2 separate regions of the Homo sapiens genome follow, and region 2 is linked to region 1. Evidence: chromatin loops called from intact Hi-C (ENCODE). Cell type or tissue: MCF 10A. All regions are shown on one strand. Each heading gives the region's core, and the rest is flanking DNA. Links, peaks and the distances in the headings are about the cores only. Region 1 has its middle 47 kb from the start of GOPC. Region 2 overlaps ROS1 (ROS proto-oncogene 1, receptor tyrosine kinase).

What was found. Peaks named below come from ENCODE experiments on the same cell type or tissue, not always from the same donor. Only the 100,000 strongest peaks of a DNase experiment are listed, where the experiment ranks them.
Region 2: it touches region 1 in a loop (10-fold over the local background); 9 of 110 quality-filtered maps call a loop at or near these places.

Annotation. Positions count from the first base shown.
Region 1 is chr6:117,553,095-117,558,480 of GRCh38, forward strand. It overlaps a transcript of DCBLD1 not described here. Among named protein-coding and RNA genes, the nearest start is that of GOPC, 47 kb to the right of the region's middle. RefSeq lists an enhancer at 5,184-5,233. In MCF 10A, for the core only: a CTCF peak has its summit at 2,999 (motif pointing left); a DNase peak (open chromatin) is centred at 3,007.
Region 2 is chr6:117,402,138-117,407,523 of GRCh38, forward strand. ROS1 (ROS proto-oncogene 1, receptor tyrosine kinase) reads right to left here. Exons shown (of 44, transcript NM_001378902.1): 6 at 2,143-2,291; 7 at 1,002-1,140. Among named protein-coding and RNA genes, the nearest start is that of ROS1, 21 kb to the right of the region's middle. In MCF 10A, for the core only: a CTCF peak has its summit at 2,610; no DNase peak of the experiment used is centred there.

The DNA.
Region 1 (5,386 bases), core at 194-5,193:
CTGTGGCTGTTACAAAAGCTCGGTTTCCAGTTTACTGGGGGCCCATCACTCCTCAACGCTTTTATTTATCTTTGATCCCTTTTTCCGTACCCCTTAGCAATTATTCCAAAGCAGTGCCACTTTTCACACTCTCCCTTACTCTGATCTTGCCACTTCCTTCACCTAAAAATAAAAGTCGTTAAAATCAGAACTAACTTCCTGCTGATTCCTCTTCTCACAAAACCTGTATCCACTTCATTCCTTTCCTCCTTCCTTCCTGTGTCAATGGAAAAAGTGTTAGAAACCTTCATCTGTGATCTTAAATCCCACTGCCTTCCCCTTATCTCTTTGCTCCTATTATCCCTTTTTCCTTTATCTTCTTCTTCCTTTCATTGGAGGTCTCCCCCTCAGCCTTTAAACTTCCTCAAATCTCTCCCAAGTATAAAGAATTCTCCCTTAATATACTAAGCCCTTCTAATTACCTATTGTCTTTCTTCGAACAGTGATCTCTTCTTGGAATTTTTGTCTGCCTTATTTCCATTCATTCTTTTTCTAATGTAGTTTTTAGTCAGTTATATAGGTACACAAAACGTAGTATCCCTTTCCATTTGTTCAAGCCCCTTTTGCATCCTTTCAGGGGATTTTAAAGGGTGCTCACATAAGTACTGCACATTTTTTGTTTAATTTGTACTTAGGTGTTTTTTTTGTTGTTGCTGCCATTGTAAATTGTCCCCACCTCCTCTTTTATGTATCAAGAACTAGTATGGCCTAGTGGTAAAAAGCATGGATTCTGGGGCTTAGACTCCCTGGGCTCAAATTCTGCCTTAGTTGTGACCAAGAAGGACTTACTTTCTATGACTCCATTTCCTTATTTCTAAATGGAGATAATAATGGTATATACCTTATAGGGTTGTGGTGAAGATTACAAGGATTAATGTACATAAAACCCTTACAACAGTGTCTGACCCATGATAAGTGCCACGTGGTGTTAGCTATTATATGCAGCCTTCCTGTTCGATTTCTGTGACTAATTTGTATGCTGCTCCTTTACTAAATGTCCTTATTATTCCTAGTAGCTTTTAGTTGATTCTCTTAGGTTTTTCTGGAATTTGATCACGTTTGCAAATAGTGCTAGTGCTATCTCCTTTCCAATATTTATGTGTACATTTAATTCTATTGGCAATACTTCCAGTACCATATTAAATACTTCTAGTAGCTCCCACCTTAGCATGATGCTGGCTTTTAGGCAGAGATAGATTTATTATGTTGAGGTAAACTTTATTATGTTAAGAAAGCATCTATTTATTCCTTTTTTTCCCCCTCACAAGGAATGTGCTTAATTTTGAGCAAAGTCTTTTCAGCATCTATGGAAAATATGATTTTCCTCCATAGGACTCCTCCCTAGAGCCAGTCAGATGATTAATTACATAATTAGATGTCCCAATGTTAAACATCTGGTTATAGATATGAATCCATTACTGTATTAAATTTGCATGGATAGGATTTTACTTAGGATTTTTACATTAATATTCATTTGTGGGCCAGGTGCAGTGGCTCATGCCTGTAATCCCAGCACTTTGGGAGGCTGAGGCGGGCGGATCATGAGGTCAAGAGATCGAGACTGTCCTGGCCAACATGGTGAAACCCTGTCTCTACTAAAAATATAAAAATTGGCCGGGAGTGGTGGCTTGTGCCTGTAGTCCCAGCTACTCGGCAGGCTGAGGCAGGAGAATCGCTTGAACCTGGGAGGCGGAGGTTGCAGTGAGCCGAGATCGAGTCACTGCACTCCAGCCTGGCAACAGAGCGAGACTCAGTTGCAAAAAAAAAAAAAAAATCTTTTGTGAATCAGGGCTTTTCTTTCTTTGTGGCAATCTTGATCAGATATTATTAGCTTGACAGAAACAATTTAGAATTTTTCTTCCCTTTTTTGGTTCTCTTGCTAGGCATTAGAATTAGCTGTTGTTTGAACGTTTAGTAGCATTGCCCTGTGAAATCATGTATTTTGGTAATTTGTGGGGAGAGCACTTTGACAATTCCTTCAATTTTTCCTATGGAAATTGGTTTGTTTAGATTTTAAAACTTCCTTGGGAACAGTTTTGGTAAATTACATTTTCCTAGAAAAGTTTTCAAATTTATTCCTATAGAATTGAACAAAGTAGTCCATTATTATCCTTTTAGTTTTCTCTTTTATGGGTATTTCTCTCTTATTTCTTGTTTTGTATATTTGCATTTACTCCCTTTTTTCATGACTAGTTTAGTCAGCAGTTTGCCTTTTTCCTCTGAAAAATCAGGGTTTTTTTTTGTAGTTCTCCTGTTTCAGAAGCCAACAACCCATTTGTTACTGCCTTAGGCAGAGGTTAAAAATGCCCTCAACCATGGTGAACATGACAGTAGAGGGCACCTAGTGAGCATGACACATCCTCAAATGTCACAAAAGGACACAAATATCCTTGTTGCAGTATTGCTTCCTAAAGAATATGGGGACAGTATGCACACAAGCAAGAAATAACTTATTCCGTATTTGGTGGGGGCAGGGGAATGCTATAGTCTTGACGATCTAGAATTCTACTATGTAACTCTAGGAGTTCTCTCATTCTATAGTCACTCCACTACAGCCAAACAGTTTCTTGTGAAATTCAAACCCAGCACAATCATCATTTTTAGAAATCAAAACTGTATCAAGCCAAGGGTCCATCAAACCGTGCACCTTTTAAGAAAACTTTAGAAAAATTCTACTGCAGTTGGCAAGCATGGAAAAAATAAAAATAATTGTTGGAATAGGAGGACTGAAAGCTGACAATTTTATCTATATTTCCCCTTTCCTTCTTTGTGGCCTATTAAAGTAGAATTAAGAGAGGGATTTGAGTCTTGGCTCAGACACTTAACTAGCTGTGTGACCCTGGAAAAATCAGCCTTCAATTTATTGATCTTCACAGGAGTATTTTATTTGATGAGTTTCAAAAAGCCTTACACCGCTAATAAAAGTAAAATTAATAATGCATCTGGAATCTGCTGCCCCCTGCTGGCAATTTACCAAATTGCAAATTCTACCTTTCCAACGCATAGACTCCAAGTTTTAGTGTCGGCCTATATTTTATCTAATTTTCCTTGTTATAGTCCATTACCTATCTTCCTTTTTTAAAATATATTTTTATCTTTATAGGTTTAGGGGGTAGAAGTGCAGGTTTTGTACATGCATATATTGCGTAGTGGTGGAGTTTGGGCTTTTAGTGTAACCATCACCTGAATACTGAACATTATACCCAATAGGTAATTTTTCAACCCTCACCCACCTCCCACCTTCCTATCTTCTGTAGTCTCCAACGTCTATTATTCCACTCTATATATGTCCATGTGTACCCTTTATTTAGCTCCCACTTATAAGTGAGAACATGTGGTAGTAAACTTTGTTTCTGAGTTAGTTCACTTAAGATAATGGTCTTCAGTTCCATCCATGTTGCTGCAAGACATGATTTCATTCCTTTTTTCATGGCTGAATAGTATTCAATGGTATATATTTACCACATTTTCTTTATCCAGTCATCCATTGATGGACACTTAGGTTGATTCCATACATATCTTTGCTATTGTGAATAGTGCTGTGATAAACATACGAGTGCCAGTATCTTTTCAATATAATTTCTTTCTTTCTTTGGGTATATGCCCAGTAGTGGGGTTGCTGGATCAAATGGTAGTTCTATTTTTAGTTCTTTGAGAAATCTCTATACTGTTTTCCGTAAAGGTTGTACTAATTTACATTCCCACCAACGGTGTAAGTGCTCCCTTTACTCTGTAGCCTCCCCAACATCTGTTTCTTGACTTTTTAATAATGGCCATTCTGATTGGTGTAAGATGATATCTCATTGTGGTTTTAATTTGCATTTCTCTGATTAGTGATGTTGAACTTTTTTTTTCATGTTTATCATCCACTTGTATGTTTTCTTTTGAAAAATCTCTGTTTTTTGCTCACTTTTTATCTTCTTACTTAGACGCCAGAGGTATTTCTTTTACAACCAAATGCCCTCTTAAAACTTTAAATCAAGCTTGTTGTTCAAATCTTCCTTCTTTCCTAATTTGCCTGAAAGTTTTGTTGCAATCTCCCACTATGATGATAGATTTAACATTGTAGTAAATTGGTTCTTTAAGAATTTAAGTAACCTTTATCCCTAATGGTTTTTTTCTTAAAGTCTGTTTTTAAAAAATATAACTGTATCCATGTTCTTTTGGAGAAAATATGCCCAGTGTATATTCTTTCTCCTTTCACTTTCAAATTTTTTATGTCCTTATGTTTTAGGTATGTTCCTTTTAAACAACATATTGCTGGATTTTTTCCAATTTAAATAAAATGTTTTCTAATTTCAGTTCTTTCTTTTAATAAGTTTACACCCTGATCAAGCACTCTCAAAAGTCAATTCCAGACTGGGCACGGTGGCCAGTCTAATCCCAGCACTTTGGGAGGCGGATGGATCACCTGAGGTCAGAAAGTTCAAGACCAGCCTGGCCAACATGGTGAAACCCCGTCTCTACTAAAAATACAAAAATTAGCCAGGCGTGGTGGCACGCACCTGTAATCCCAGCTACTTGTGAGGCTGAGGCAGAGGAATCACTTAAACCCAGGAGATGGAAGTTGCAGTGAGCCAAGATTGCACCATTGCACTCCAGCCTGGGCAACAAGAGTGAAACTCCGTCTCAAAAAAAATAAAAATAAAAAATATAAAATTCAGTTCTAGGAGTACTCCTTTGGTTTTTGCCAGAATGTGCTAGCTAATTCTTACACTTTTTGTGTAGTTTCTTTTCTCCTTTATCAGGCCCAGCACATCTCCCATCCTGGCTTTACTAGGATTTAGCCCTAGTTACAGGCCTGGCAGCAGACTAGGTAGGGGCAGGTATTGCCTTAGGGATGTGGTTAGTAGCAGCCTCTGTAACATCTTGGAGCATAGACAAGGTACAAGGTCTTATTAGAGAAGCGTGGGCTTCTTCTTAAGACCAACAGTCCAGTAGAGATTGCAAAGTCTCTCAGGTGCAGCCATCCAGATCTCCCCATGGTTCTAGGTTTTCCTCACCAGGGCCTTGACTTTCACAAAATAGAAGAGGTTTCGCTGAACATTCAAGTGTCTGAAACTCAGCAACTCTTAACACTTAGGTGTTCAGCCTGAAGCTCAGCTGTTTCAATCCCTCCATTGTAGGAGGTAAGGCCTCCTTGGGAGCTGCCCCCCTCCATCCATTTCTGTAGGTCATTAATACAATCCTGCTGTAACCGGCCAACTCTGCTATTCTTGTAGATGTTGTTCTCCCACATTTTTCAAATGTCTGCATCACTGACCCTCCTGGAGAGTTCCCCTCTCCATAAGCTGGATTTTTTCCAATTTAATAATTTTTTCCAATTTAAATAAAATGTTTTCCAATT
Region 2 (5,386 bases), core at 158-5,157, 150 kb before region 1:
AAGCCACATTCCTTACCAAGATCCCTGAGGTAGACTGGGTCTGGCCCCCATCTCTCTGACCTTAGCTGTTACTCCTCTGCCTCCTGCACTCTTGTTCAGCCACGTGGGCCTTCTAGTTGCTCCTTGATCAGGCCACAGATGTTCTTGCCTTAGGTCTTCCACACGGACCATCCCTCTGCCTGAAACTCTCTATGTGAGATAGCTGCCTGGTTGACTTCCTTGCCTCCTTTAAGTCTTTGCTCAAACTTTACCCCACCAGCTCACCAAGGCTCATTCTGGCCACCTTATTTCATACTGCCACTGGCCTCTCCTTCCCTCTTCACTCTTCATTTCCAATCCTCTAAATGACAAACCCTGCTCAAAATATTCCTCTTACTATAGCACACAGCACCATCCCACTTACAATATACTTTATTTATTTCTTATGTTTATTGCAGAATATTTCTGTTCCAACAACATGTGAGCTCCAGCTGGGCGAGGTGGCTCACGCCTATAATCCCAGCACTTTGGGAGGCCAAGGCGGGCAGATCACTTGAGGTCAGGAATACAAGACCAGCCTGGCCAGCATGGTGAAACCCCATCTCCACTAAAAATACAAAAAATTAGCCAGGCATGGTAGTGCATGCCTGAGTCCCAGCTGCTTGGAAGGCTGAGGCAGGGGAATCACTTGAACCCAGGAGGTGGAGGTTGCAGTGAGCCAAGATCACACCACTGCATTCCAGCCTGGGCAACAGAGCAAGACTCTGTCTCCAAAAAAAAAAAAAAAAAGAAAAGAAAAGAAAAAAGAAAGTGAGCTCCACAGGAGCAGGGGTCATTGTCTCTTTTGATCATAAAGGTATTGTGAGTACCTAGAATACTACCTGGCACATAGTTATGTACCCAGTTGTTGAATGGATCGATTAATAGGAAGGAATAGATTTATTTCATTGTTTAAAATAAAAACAAACTAAATCAAAGCTTTGGAATAATGTCCTTTCATAAGAAATGTGTGCACACCATACCTCCATGAGGATGAGTCCTGTAACTGGGACTTGGAGGGGAGTAGAGCTGCAGCTGCGCTGTGAAGATCCAAACCACTCGGAAAATGTACTCAGTGAAGGGGTGCAGGGGCTTGACCACATAGGACGGTCTGGACACAGTCTAGATCAAGGAGTGATCAATCATCAGCATTATAGAATCAGCACCCCACATTGGGACTAAAAAGCATAGATTAATTTGTAGAAGATGGATGGCTCAACAGAGAAGATGAAATAAGAGGCCTGGAGCTTAGAGCTAAGCCATTCAGATATCAGCGTGCAGAATTCACTCAGAAATTCTCCCCTTCAAAATAGCAAAATTATGGATTCAATTATTTGGCATTTACCTCAAGGACTTGAATTTTTCTATGTTAGTACACATAGTATCTTGGGACTATTTTTTTTTTTTCTAAACTTTCTCATGCTTCCCTAAAAGACACAGTCCTGGATGACCACCATAGACCGTACTTCTGAATTGCTACAACCCCCATGAGAATCTTTCTTCTGCCCTCCATCCTAGCTAGACTCATCTTAGCTGTGATGGGCAGATAATGACTAATGAGGTGAATGGTTACGTGATGCTGTACTGAAGGAATAGTATATATGTCCAACATTATATTTTCCTTATAAAATAAATATTTTCCCTATAAAATAAGCCTTAATGTTAAGGCTTAGCATTAGCATGTTACAGAGCAGCTGAGATTAAAGTTCATCTGAACCCAACTACCCATCTTACAGCTGAATCTTTTCTAGAAGGCCTTTACGCTTATAAGTAATAATTTGGCACTTTTAAAAATTGGGGGCAGGGCGAGGTGGCTCATGCCTGTAATCCCAGCACTTTGGGAGGCCGAGGCGGGCGGATCACGAGGTCAGGAGATGAGACCATCCTGGCTAACACGGTGAAACCGTGTCTCTACTGAAAATACAAAAAATTAGCCGGGCGCGATGGCGGGCGCCTGTGGGCGGCTGAGGCAGGAGAATGGTGTGAACCCAAGAGGCGGAGCTTGCAGTAAGCTGAGATCGCGCCACTGCACTCCAGCCTGGGCGACAGAGCGAGACTCCGTCTCAAAAAAAAAAAAAAATTGGGAAGGGGTCTGGGTTGAGGTACAAAGGCAGCCTTTCATACCTTAGTATAAGTCCAGCTTCCCAGAAGTTGTGCATATTTCCACTGAATGATGTATTTTACTCCAGAGAAGTTTGCAGATTTCCATCGTAATGTCATATTGTGGCTTCCAATGGAAGAAGCAAAGGGAGCAGTTGGTAGGTCTGCATTTTCTGGGGAAAAAACAAGATTTCACTCACCACGCACTCCTGTCCATCAGCGCAAGAGAGTGTGTGCCTCTCTCATCTAGGGCTCTCCGTATTCTCTTGCTAAAACTGCATCTTGCCACAATAACTCACTTGAATAATCAATGGTATGCATATTCAGTTTATTTTAAAAAATCAATCAGTCAGTCTGTCAGTCTTTTTTCCACAGAATTTATTGTTATCTTTGAACACAGTATTTTTTTGTTCAGGTTTTGCTTTTACAGGCAGATGACACAGAGGGTTCTGAGCTGTCCAGTTTTCTCTTTCAATACCACTCTCTTACAGGCGGGGGGAGCCAATGCTCAGAGCATGTCTGTGGCACAACAGAACCATCCATTATCCTGGGATGTGTACCCCAATATATTTCTGAAATTTTATACTCTAATTCTACTATTGCTGTGCATCTTAACAAGAAATTATTTTTTATATGTACAGAGCAATTGCCTTTACTCCAAAGGACACTATGATTGGCTGTTTCACATTATAAAATATTTCAGGACATCTAAACATTAGACGTATTACAATTGGCAGCAATTTCTCAGGTGCTGCTTGCCAGGCATGGTACTAAGGGCTAGATTTCTGAATGGTATGTCACTGGGATGAAATGATTTTACTCTACTTTTTATATTTTTCCAAAATTGTGATGAATTTAATGCTTCTGCTTTCTTTTATAGAAACAAAATCAGCACTCTGGTTGAGAAAGCATGGTAAATTTGGTAGGGAGCTTAAAATGGTTAATTACAAACTCCTGGGACCTTACTCTGGTTAAGAGAAAATTGACGCAATTCTCATCATTACCAACACCAGACACGGACCAAATAAAGTCTATACTCTGTAATCCAGAAAAATCAAGGCCATTGTCATCCGAGGACCTAGCCCACAAAGAGGCCTAGCACAACCCTTCTCTGCTTATTCTTCTTTTTATAGTCCATTTTTGACTATTATAACTGAATAAGCAAAGCACAGCTCCATTTTCCTTCCCTTTCTTGTTGTGAGACTCTCAATAGCAGGAATTAGGTATGCTGTGGACACCTTGAAGGGGAGTCCAATGATGGAGTTGTCAGCAGAGTGAGGAAAAATAACCAGGAGGCATCAGAAATGACAAAAGTTGAGAACTGGGCAGATGTGATCAGTTATATAAGTACAAGTAAATGTAAATATCATAGCTAAACATAGACATATTTCAAAGCCATGGTGATACATATGAAAAAAAAAAGGTAAAGTAGGTTTATGCTAAAATATCAAGGCAAAGAGAGAGCCAAATGAAAAAGGGAAGCTAGACTGAGCTCCATCCTATTTTCAGTACATGGCACAGTGGGTAAGAAAAGGCTCTGTTACCAGGCAGCTGGGTTATACTTTCAGAGATATCCCTTACCAGCTATGTGGCCTCAAGCAAGTATGTAAACTTTGTGCCTCAATTTTCTCACCTGTAAAATGAGGTTAATAATAGTATGTATAACTCTGAGGACAAAAGGAGCTAATACATATTAATTAATGAGAAAAGTGGTCAACTCATAAATGCCTAATAAAAAATAGCTATTTTTGGCCAGGCATGGTGGCTCATGCCTAGCTACTCAGGAGGCTGAGGCAGGAGGACTGCTTGAACTCAGGCGTTTGAGGTTACAGTGAGCTGTGATTGTGCCCCTGTACTCCAGCCTGGGTGACAGAATGAGACTCTGTCTCTCTCTCTCTCTCTCTCATATATATATATACACACACACATATACATGCATACATATTTTGTATATGCAAATATATATGTTTATTTATTTATTTATTATGTTATTAGCTATTTATTTAATATGTTATTAGCTATTACCATTTTCCATCATGTGAAAAGAGATATGGGAGGTATCTAAAGTGAACATAGCATACTCACCGATAAATGACCTAGAAATCAGATGTGTTAAAGACAAATAAGGTCTTAGGATCATGGATGAAAGGATTCATTATAACAGACTATAGATATGGTCTTTAAGTACAAATGTCTTTATTTAGACTTGGTACATCTCATTTGTTAGTGGTACATAGACATTGATCCATAGCCAATGAGAAAATAAAAATAAAGCATTGATTACACTTGTATTCTAACAGAATTGTATAATTAAGTTGGTAATATAATTTTAGAATATAATAAAGGAATGTAAATAAAAGATTCCACACTTCCTCAGTTCTGGTGTCCTTAGTTTCTCAGAAATTTTTTTATGGTTCCCTGAACCAAAAGAATTCTCTAACAGTTCGACTTTTTAAGTAGTATCACTTAATAAGTATGTGTTAATAGTCAATTTGGTATCTAATAATTTGGTAGATATTTGAAACAAATACGAAATTGAAAGATAAAACTGTATATTTATTTCATCTTTAAATAAAAATAATTGCATGCTAATGGGGCCTGTGTACCTGTTGGGCACTGCACAACTCCTCCAATCTTATGATCAGATTGGGTATCACCATCCAACAGATTTCACATATCTCTGTGTTTACCTTGAGTGTCTAAAATACTCCATGGCTCCTCATGAGATTGCTGTAATGGCCTGGAGCACATCAGTGCACAGCTTGGACCCCCATAAAATATACATTTTATCCACAGCTAATTCCCGTGACACAGAAAAAAAAAAATGTAATATCACTACCTCTCCACAGAAACGTCTAGGGTGTCTTTTGTGGGACACTAAAGGGCAGAAGCAAATCAGAACAGCAAGATAAGTTTCCCCTTCCAATTTCCATCAGCCACTGAGAGCAAGGAACAAGCCACTGAGTCAAGAACTACAACATATGGAAGAGCCAAGCATCCTTCAGACTTAAGGGAACTGTCTACAGCTCGGTGGGAGGATGCCCTAGGGAATTCTGGAAATGATATCTGCTGACATCCAAGCCATGACTTATCAAAGCGCTGGCCTGTTAGAAACTACTAGAGAGTTAACACACTAAGGCAAAGCTACTTTGACATGCCCAACCTATGCTGAAATCAGGCAGAGGGAGCTGATAAACACCCAAGCCCCCTACTTGCTCAAAATCTAACACTGAGAAGCATACCTTCTGTACCTTTTACAAATTTCTAG